Regions from separate parts of the Homo sapiens genome. Here region 1 is linked to region 2. Evidence: read pairs that join two places in POLR2A ChIA-PET (ENCODE). Cell type or tissue: OCI-LY7. All regions are shown on one strand. Each heading gives the region's core, and the rest is flanking DNA. Links, peaks and the distances in the headings are about the cores only.

Region 1 (5,386 bases), core at 297-5,296, 390 kb before region 2:
TACTTTTTGGAGGATTCATAACAAGTAGGGGTTGAAGAATGCTTTTCTTTTTTTCTGTTTCTTTTTTTTTTGAAATGCAAGTCTCGCTCTGTTCCCCAAGCTGGAGTACAGTGGCACGATCTCGGCTCACTGCAACCTCTGCCTCCCGGATTCAAGCGATTCTCCTGCCTCAGCCTCCCGAGTAGCTGTGACTACAGGTGCACACCACCATGCCTGGCTAATTTTTGTATTTTTAGTAGAGACGGGTTTCACTATGTTGGCCAGGCTGGTCTTGAACTCCCGACCTCAGGTGATCGCCTGCCTCTGCCTTCCAAAGTGCTGGGATTACAGGTGTGAGCCACTGCACCTGGCTTCCTTTTTTTGATTTACTTTTTCTTTTTTTTTTTTTCTTTGAGATGGAGTCTTGCTCTATTGCCCAGGCTGGAGTGCAGTGGTGTGGTCTCGGCTCACTGCAACCTCCACCTCCCAGGTTCAAGTGATTCTCCTGCCTCAGCCTCCCAAGTAGCTTGGATTACAGGCACCTGCCACTATGCCCGGCTAGTTTTTTTTTTTTCCTGTATTTTTAATAGAGACAGGGTTTCACTATGTCGGCCAGGCTGGTCTCAAACTCCTGACCTCGTGATCCACCCACCTCAGCCTCCCAAAGTGCTGGAATTACAGGTGTGAGCCACCACACCCAGCTTTTTTTTTCTTTTCTTTGTTCTGATATTTTTGTTTCTTTTGAAATGTCCTTTTCAGTGGAACTGGATGAATAAGACCTTTTCCTTTTTTAAAAAAATTGCTTTTCTCTTTGCTTTTTCTTCTCCTCTTCATTTATTCTTTTTTTCCAGTAATGCTTGCAATTTATTCATTCTTCATTTTATTCATCAATCTTCACTGTTTGCACTGCTGACATCCAAAACTATGTCCCTTTGGGGTCTACTTGGAGAAAGTTGCAGCATTCAAAAGTCAGGTGACCAGGAAGCCATATTTTTTACAGCCTGCTCTGACACTGTCCTTGTTGCAACCTGGGACTGCCATGATGGTGGTAAGAGGGGTCGCTGGAGACTCTGGCTTTCTAGAACACGCTTGCTTCCCATTAGCTGTGAGGACGAGGCACCGCCAAAGTGGCCACTTTCACCCATGCCACAGCCTAACCTGATTTTAAATAGTGAAAATCATAAACAACTTAAATGTCTAATATTAAACTGAGAAACATCTATATAAATGAGGATATGTTCATTGGATAGAATTCTATGCAGCCACTTAAAGTTTTCAAAGATTACATAACATGAAAAATGCTTCTGGTATAAGAAAAATGAGGACTTCTCTTTATTGTATACCAGGATGCTTTAGAATGTTTGTTTTTATAAATAGTGTTGCAACAATATCTTTGTAGGTATAGATTTTTCCACATTTAAGATTACATCATTAGGACACAATTTTTAAAATGGAATCACTTCGTAACAGCCTATGAACGTTTTTGTGGTTCTTGAGAAATATTGCTAACTTGCAAAGTGGCAGTATCACTTTGCAATGTCCACAATGTATGAAAATCCCAATTATCCCCCACCTCCACCAGAATGTGGCTCATTTGCATTTTACTTTGTTTTGTTATATTCTTCTCTCTTGGATAGTATTCTTTTGCATTTTAGAAATTCAAGGCCAGAATCAGCCACATCCCCACAATTAATAAATTTCTCCAACCTGGAAGCCAAAGGAAGCCTCCACTGGATGAAGAATCCATTGAGACTGTGAAGAATATATTTAAATTTGAACATGGCCTGTTTCTTAAAAACATGAGCACTACAGTAGCTGAGTATTAACAAATGAAACAAAGTCTAAGAAACGTAGTAAATATTTCACTATGCATTGGTAGCAGACCCATAAAAATATCATAAAGCCACATTAATGTAATAAAGTAATAAGACATGAGGAAATAAACTGCCTAATACCTGTAAGTTACAGAGCCTCTTCTACTTTTCATAAAACAAGAAAACACCAATTAATCAGAGCCATCCAAATATGAATCCTTCTGGATTCTACGTATTGCAAAAGAGTAAAATCACAAATATGCAAATGGATGCCAAAGATTTCTTTAAAAACAAAACAAAAAAAGCACACACATCACTATCATTCACTTCTATGACCTTTTGGGAAAAGTCCAGGGAACAGCATAGCTTCAAACCAGTTTCTTAAACTTTGAATCACTAGAGTATTCTGCAGACACAGCATGTATTTCTAGGATCAATTTCACAGTTAGTTTCTACTTCAGTATCGTAATCAGTTTTGACTATAAGCTGCTGTCAGTCTGAATCTGAAGGTTCTCCTCAGTCATCTCTGACAGCTAGCAAGTGAGCAGAGCACCTCAATGATGACGGCTTTTTCCAGCCTTGCCTGTGGTAACAACCTCTTTGCCACCATTAGGATTTATGGGATTTTCTTTCTTCTTCTTTAAATTGGGATTTTTTTAAGTACATCAAATAATTTTATCTAGATTTCCTATTCGGTTCAACTGGTACAGCTTTTTTCTTCCCTTAATTGAATTACTTATCACTGAAAGTTTAACAACCTCCTTGAAAGTCAGTTGGGAAAGGTAACCAATCTAACAGAACCATATGAACTCTGCCGTTATCAGTTGAGGACCCTACGCTTTCACTTAAAGAAAGGGTTTGAAGTATGACACCACTGCACATAACCAACAGGATAGGAACTGTAGATTTTTAGAGCTCTAAAGGGTTGATCATTTAGTTCAATTCCTCCTTAAGAATGAGAAACTGAGTCAGAGGAAAAGGAAATGACCTTCCAAAGAGCATCAAGTGGGTGGAAGAATTGGGCTGGGATTCAGGTCTCCCGATGTTCAATTTGGGCCCTAAAAGTGCCTTGGACATTAAAAGTTATAACTATGCCTAAAAATAAAGTGGTAATTTGAAACAAAATCAGTTTGTTTCAGAATCGTTACTCTTTCAGAGAGAAAAAATATCTACGCCTCAGGAAGTAGAATGTTGGCTTAAATAAACCCTCCTTCTCAACCCTTTTCGTTAATAATTGAATATTTAAATGTCAAAGATGATTTGAGTATTCAGAGGAAAAACTGACATGAAAGAAACAGGTTTGAACCAAAATGTCTTTTATTTGAATACTGAATACATTCAGTTAGGACATAACAGTGTGCTAAGAATAAAATTTTTTAAAGAAAAAAATAGCACTGGCAGCAATACAATTAAAATGGAAAAAGCATAATTTCTAATAATTTCAAATATAACACAAATGACAAATAGATACATTATCATTCTGTGAACTCCACTTAAGACTTCCTTTATGTGACAAGTTGTAGTTTAAGCTTACTTGAGACATGAGTATTTGGAATTTTCAAAAAATACCAAATATATAAAAAATAGACACAACAAATGGAAGAGTATATCATGATTCATTAGACACTTTTAATGAAAATAGTGCTTGACAATTAGAAAACAGTTAAAATTTTTGCTTTAGAAAAAAACTACCTCAAACTAATGTTCATATTAGAGGTGACAGTGCTATTTGTGTTTCTAGCATTCCATATTGAAGTTTATCTTTTAAATACAAAAAAAATATGCTCTGCCCATTACAGCAGGATGACATGAACTTAGTTTTCTGTTCCTCCAGATGCTCAGAGCAGCAACAAGACAAGTCTCAGGATCATCATGAGGCTGGATTTAAAATAAAACAAAGACAAAGGGAGAGTCACTTTTATCTGGCATAAGACAGAAAGGGCCATGCACTCGCCTACCCAGTAGTGTTACTAATCCTTGGCTTGGGGGCTCTCCCAGCTCAACCCCTTGGAGGATTAAAACATCCCAGACATAACTGAATTAGCCACTTTAAAATGTTCGCTAAATGAATAAGGAAAAATCAGAACCTGTTGTTCTGAAAACCTTGGATGAGGGTTTATAAGAGAAAGGTTTGGGAAGAAACAAACTTTCAGAAGCTAGTAAAATAAAGCAACTTGAAAAAATAATCGAGGACCAACTTGGGGCAGTTACTAATTCAATCTCAGCTACTTTCTATTAACTGAGGCCTTCTTCCGGATCCATAAACCCTACTTCATTTTTTCTTCCTTTTTTTTTTCTTTTTTCTGATGGAGTCTCACTCTGTCACCCAGGCTGGAGTATAGTGACGCAGTCTCGGCTCACTGCAACCTCCACCTCCTGAGCTCAAGCAATTCTCCTGCCTCAGCCTCCCAAGTAGCTGGGATTACAGGTGCCCGCCACCACACTTGGCTAATTTTTGTAGAGATGGGGTTTTGCCATGTTGGCTAGGCTGGTCTTGAACTCCTGACCTCAAGTGATCCACCCGCCAAAGCCTTCCAAAGTGCTGGGATTACAGGCATGAGCCACCGCACCCAGCCCATAAACCCTACTTCTGATTCTTCCCACCACCAAGTATCACTTTTAGAACAGGGCTATAACTGGAAAGCTGTCTTTTGTAATCACACTCCTCCTCCCCTCCCTGAAACATAATACATAGTCACACTAGAAAATTCTACACAAAAGTAGAAAGAGGAACATTACAATTATTCATCACACTATCACCCACAGAAAAACACTAACAGCTTGAAATATTTCCTTCCTGTTTTTTTATACACAAACTTTTTTTAATCACACTATATGTGGTTGTTTTCATCCTGTTTTTATACCTTATTATGTCACTAAGATTTTCCAATGCCACCAAATCATTTTTGAAAACATAAAAATGTAATGCTCATTCAATATTCCATTAAATGGACAAAACATTTTTTCAAACATCTCCTTACTGGTGAACTGTTAGGTTGTTCCTAATTTTTCAGTCTATTGTGTTTTCACTAGAAATAAAGTTGCAATGAACATCAGTCTTTGTGCATATCTCACTGCTTTGGAATAAATTCCAAAAAGTGAAAATGTCTATCAAAGGAAATAAACATGTTTATGGCTTTCAACATATAAAGCCAGCTTTCTGGAGAAATTTTTAAAATGTTATCTCTAAATTTTTATTTGGTAATATGCTTAATCTCATGGATAGAATTACTGGATCAAATTAAGAGAAACTTGAGGCCCTCTGTTTATCTTTTAAAAAATATTAAAACTTCTCTCTTAAAAACTCTTAAAAATATTAAATTTCTGTCCCTTAAAAACTTGAAATAACTGTATCACACTGTCACTCTGTCAAACTCTCTAAAAGGGACTGAGTATTAGATTTAAATGAACACATTTAGTGTTGCAGATGGGTGAATCTTGAGGAAAAATGAGGCTGAGTTTAGTTAGCTCTTTCTTCTGAAAAAGGCAAGTATGCCTATGTGACCAGATACTACAGCAACACTATGCGTATCCAATAAGAATGTTCATGGGTACATCAATATCAAAGACCCACTGAATCCATGCTATCTTAA
Region 2 (5,386 bases), core at 132-5,131:
CCTCTTCTATGAGTGGGTTTGTGTCATTCATCCCAGGAATATTGTTATATTTTGCTATATTTTTGTGTTAGCAAAATAAATAGTAAGTTTGTATGTTTTGAAACTTTATATAAAAAGGCCTAATACTGTGTATATCTTTTGTTACCTGATATTTTCACCCAGTGTTCTCATATGGTAGCTCCATTAAACTTCTGTATTCTACCAAAAAATAAACTAGTTCATTGCTTATTTATTTCCATTGTATTTCTTGTGCTTTCTACTTACCATGCTTTTCTTTAATTTTTTCCACCTCTCTTACTATCTTCTGTTTATTTATAGTGTTTTCTTTGTTTCCTTTTCCTCTACTACTTTAGAAATGATACATTCTCTTTTTATTTTTCTAGGCTTTATCCTTAAATTTTTAACACAAACAACTGCCTTCAAAATCTGCATTCTCCTCCCAAATAATACAAAGATCTTAGATTTTTAACTTTGATTGGCTCTAGTCACTTGCCATGTTATTATTGTCTAAAGCTGTGCTAATACAATAGCTACTTGCCATATGTGGCTATTTAAATTTAAATTAATCAGTGTTAAATAAAATTAAAAATTATTTTCCTTAGTTGCATAGCCACATTTCAAATGTACAATAGTTACATGTGGCTAATGGCTACCAGATTGGGCAGAGCAGATACAGAACTTTTCCATCATTGAAAAAAAAATACTGCAAGACAATCCTAGTTATTTACATCTAGTTTTTAACTCTCTGCCTAGTCATTATCATTTATTTATTTATTTACTTATTTATTTTTGAGACAGAGTCTCACCCTGTCGCCCAGGCTGGAGTGCAGTGGGGTGATCTGGGCTCACTGCAAGCTCCGCCTGCTGGGTTCACGCCATTCTCCTGCCTCAGCCTCCCAAGTAGCTGGGACTACAGGCGCCCACCACCACGCCCGGCTAATTTTTTTTGTTATTTTTAATAGAGACGGGGTTTCACAGTGTTAGCCAGGATGGTCTCGATCTCCTGACCTCGTGATCCACCCGCCTCGACCTCCCAAAGTGCTGGGATTATAGGTGTGAGCCACTGCGCCCGGCCTTCTAGTTATTATTATTAGTATTGATTTTTACAGTCAAGACTTTCTTAGATTTACCTTTGTGTTTACCAATTTATTTGCTTACCATCGTTTTTTGCATTTATAGGGATATAAAATATAAATCCTAAGCAAAGAATATTAAATTATTTTTCATATTATATCTCCATTTCCCCCACTCTGCCATCTCATGAGCAATTTCCTCAGCTCCATCTCCTAGTTTATCTCTTTTCAAATAAGTATGCTCTGCTTTCACCCAGTCCATTAATTTAGTCTTTCAATAATGTATTTTTGAATCTTAAAAGTATGATTTGCTCAAATCTACTTTTCTTTGAGGGTCTTGTTCTGTCCTGAGTATTTCTCTACCTTTAAAAAACATTTCATTTTAAATATGTTAATTTTAGAGTGTAATCGATTTTTCTGGACCTCAGTTATCTAAACTATGAAATGGAGCTTTAGACTAAATGGCCTGTAAGGTGACTTCCAGCTCTGAAATTTTAATATGTACTCTGACATTCATTTATTTTTTTAATAAATATTGTTGGAGTACTTTGCATTTCCAAGTAATGAAGGTGGCACTGAAGCATGCCAGTGAATAAAGAATGATTATTTTAAAAGCCACCTTCCCCAGACCTCTACAGGCTCTGAGCCAACACCTTCAGTTTTCTCATATCCCCTTCCTGTATTAACAGAGAAACAGGTGGCTGACCAGATGGACAGAGGCCAGGAAAAATTTCCATCTGGGTTTGGTTTCAGATCAGAGATATTTTTTGGAGGCTCATCAAAGAATCCAGTGAAAGGCTGGGCAAAAGAGGTGAACATTAGATCTCTAAGCTTCTCAGATATTTTTGTTTTGATCCTTATAGTACATAAAATGTAAAATTAGAGTTCCAACAGCTTTTCTACACTCTCTAAAACCAGCAGAATACAGGAGGGCTGGAAGAACAGTAACGAAGGACTGTGTTTCTTTTTATCTAAAGATTCCTGAAATTGACCTGGAAGAATGTAGTAAGATGCTGGAAGGGAACTGTGGGTATGATTTGAGGTGAGGGATAGGAAGGATGATTTTATTATATTTCTCTGAAGGGCAAGTGATTGATCAATACAACCATTTCTGCAGCTTGTATCTCACAGTGCCTCACAAGCATCTTTCAGGTTTTGCTCCTGTGTTGTCAAATGTTCGGTGAGTAAAGGATACAATGAGATTCAGTTGTCCCAAGCCCTGGCTTCTATCAGCCTATCACACTGATGGTGTGAATGCTGTGGATAGGAGCTACAGTTTCTCAGGCAAATAACATGGAAACAATTAAAAGAAATATTCAACTCATTTCAAGGAGCATTGGCTCTCCAGCCCCCTTTCTAACCAGATGCAGTCATGAGGCTTTTATAATTTTATTTATTTCCTTTGCTTAGGTTTTTAGAATAAACTTGATTAAGGCATACTTTATGTATACTTTCCCTTATTGAGACATACTTTGTATATGGTACTTTGTTTTAAAATTCAACAAAATACAACTTCTCTTCCTTTTCTATACTGTCCCAGACAAAGTTTTTTTTTTTGAGATGGAGTCTCGCTCTGTCGCCCAGGCTGGAGTGCAGTGGCGCCATCTCGGCTCACTGAAAGCTCCGCCTCCCGGGTTCACGCCATTCTCCTGCCTCAGCCTCGCGAGTAGCTGGGACTACAGGCGCCCGCCACCATGCCCGGCTAATTGTTTTTTGTATTTTTTAGTGGAGACGGGGTTTCACCGTGTTAGCCAGGATGGTCTCGATCTCTTGACCTCGTGATCCGCCCGCCTCGGCTTCCCGAAGTGCTGGGATTACAGGCGTCAGCCACCGCGCCCGGCGCCAAAGTTTTGAAACTAAATGTCAAGGTTGAATTCTTCCTTTGACTACCGATGTTTTGGGAGACTTGACTGTCTCTGAAATTTCTTTTCCTTTGTGTTAACTATAAAACAACTCTTCATTCTAACTAAAGATCTAAATAAAGATCTTTAACATTGTATGCTTTCTGTAAGCCCTCGAGGCACTGTGTCTAATTTATGCTACCTACATATAATTTTTATCCCTCTGTATTAGCCTGTTTTCATACTGCTGATAAAGACATACCCAAGACTGGGTAATTTACAAAGAAAAAGAAGTTTAAAGGCTTCACAGTTCCACCTGGCCGGGAAGCCTCACGATCATGGTGGAAGGTGAAGGGCACATCTTACATGGTAGCAGACAAGGGAGAAATGAGAACCAAGCGCAAGCTGAAATCCCTTATAAAGCCATCAGATTTCGTGAGACTTATTCACTACCACCAGAACAGTATGGGGGAAACTGCCCCCATAATTCAGTTATCTCCCACCAGGTCCCACCCACAACACGTGGGAATTATGCCAGTTACAATTCAAGATGAGATTCGGGGGTGGGGACACAGCCAAACCATATCACCCTCCTTTTCCCTCACTCCTGCTTCTATCCAAATAGCTTTTCTATCTGTCGGTTTTCCCTCTGAAATGTCTTGCCCTCATCCTTTCCTTTCTGATCCACTTTTGAACAACTTTTCCTGGCCTCATTTCTTTTTGTTGTTGTTGTTTGCTTTTTTTTGTTTTTTTGTTTTTTTGTTTTTTGTTTCGCTCTTGTTGCCCAGGCTGGAGTGCAGTGGTGCAATCTTGCCTCACTGCAACCTCCGCCTTCTGGGTTCAAGCGATTCTCCTGTCTCAGCCTACTGAGTAGCTAGGATTCCAGGCGTGCGCCACTATACCCGGCTAATTTTTGGTATTTTTAGTAGAGACAGGGTTTCACCATGTTGGCCAGGCTGGTCTCAAACTCCTGACCTCAGGTGATCCACCCACCTCAGCCTCCCAGAGTGCTGGAATTACAGGCATGAGCCACTGAGCCTGGCCCCAGCTTCATTTCCTTTTATTTGATTGAAATAATTAATTCTACACATGCTCTGGCCAGATTAATGTTCCTAAAGCACAACTTTGATAGTCTCTCCTTTGCTCAAAAGCCATCAATGGCTCCCTTTTTCCTACTAAATCAGGCACTGTGTACTTATTCTGTTGGCTGTGACCTCTAGAGTCAGGCCCAATGTACCCAGCTGCTTTCAGTCGTACCCTGTACTCACCTTTCCTGTGGACCCTTCATTCTAGTCACATTAGTATCTCCTAAGGGCTTGGCCATGTCTGCCTTTACTTAAAATGTCCTTGCTGCCACATCTCTCTAGAGGCAATATTGCCCACTTTTGATCCTCAAATCAAATACTCCCTCCTCTCATTAGCCTTCCCTCAATCAGTGCAAATTTATATGTTATTTTTAATAAATATGATGTTTTATACTATGCCCATATCACATATTTTTAACTCAATTAAAATATTTTAAAATAAGAAATACCTGTTCACTTAATATTGAAGTAAATTCTACTGAGTGTAAAGGATCAGATTCTACGTTTGAACCTTAACATATTCATTTGTTTTTTTGTTTTTCGAGACAGTCTCACTCTGTTGCCCAGTCTGGAGTGCAGTGGTGCGATCTTGGCTCACTGCAACTTCTGCCTCTCAGGTTCAAGCAATTTTCCTGCCTCAGCCTCTGGAGTAGCTGGGACTACAGGTGCACACCACCATGCCTGGCTAATTTCTTATAGAGATGAGGTTTTGCCATGTTAGCCAGGCTGGTCTTGAACTCTTGACCTCAGGTGATCCACCTGCCTTGCCCTCTCAAAGTGTTGGGATTATAGGCGTAGCCACCGTGCCCAGCCCTCATTTGTTCTTAAATGCTATTTGGTATAGTAATAAAGATCTGGGTTCAAATCCTACCCCTGCCTCTTGCTAGTACAGAATTCTGAGATCTTTTAAACTTTAGTATTCTCACTTGTAAAATGAGGATTAAAAATGACCACTTCACAAGGTGAGGTAAAAATTAAATGAGATTTTATGGTTTATAAAGTGCTTAGCAAAGTGTCTGGCACATAGTACATGCTCAATGAATGGTTACTATTATTTCAAGCTAAATCATAAACTATTTCAAGAGAGATTTTTATACTCTAAAGCTTTCTGTCTAATGTAGCAGTCAATATCCACATGTAGTGATGAAACACTTGAAATATGGCCAGTCTGAATTGAGATGGGGGTAGTACACACAGGATTTTTAAGACAGCAAAAAGGAAAAAAAAAAGAGTAAAAGTAATCCCAGCACTTTGGGAGGCCTAGGTGGGGGAATTGCTTGAGGCCAGGAGTTCCAGACCAGCCTGAGCAACATAGCCAGACCCCATCTCTACAAAAAATTGAATTAGCCGGGCATGGTGGCACATGCCTGTGGTCCCAGCTACTTGG

What was found. Peaks named below come from ENCODE experiments on the same cell type or tissue, not always from the same donor. Only the 100,000 strongest peaks of a DNase experiment are listed, where the experiment ranks them.
Region 1: POLR2A ChIA-PET joins it to region 2 with 5 read pairs; 2 of 35 experiments call an interaction of 5 or more read pairs at or near these places.

What each region holds. Positions count from the first base shown.
Region 1 is chr6:52,684,295-52,689,680 of GRCh38, reverse strand. TMEM14A (transmembrane protein 14A) reads right to left here. Exons shown (of 5, transcript NM_014051.4): 5 at 3,093-3,671. The coding sequence ends at 3,632. It also overlaps the pseudogene GSTA8P and the pseudogene SREK1IP1P2. Among named protein-coding and RNA genes, the nearest start is that of TMEM14A, 16 kb to the right of the region's middle. In OCI-LY7, for the core only: no CTCF peak of the experiment used is centred there; no DNase peak of the experiment used is centred there.
Region 2 is chr6:52,289,642-52,295,027 of GRCh38, reverse strand. No RefSeq gene overlaps it. Among named protein-coding and RNA genes, the nearest start is that of MCM3, 7.6 kb to the right of the region's middle. In OCI-LY7, for the core only: no CTCF peak of the experiment used is centred there; no DNase peak of the experiment used is centred there; H3K27ac peaks cover 397 bases.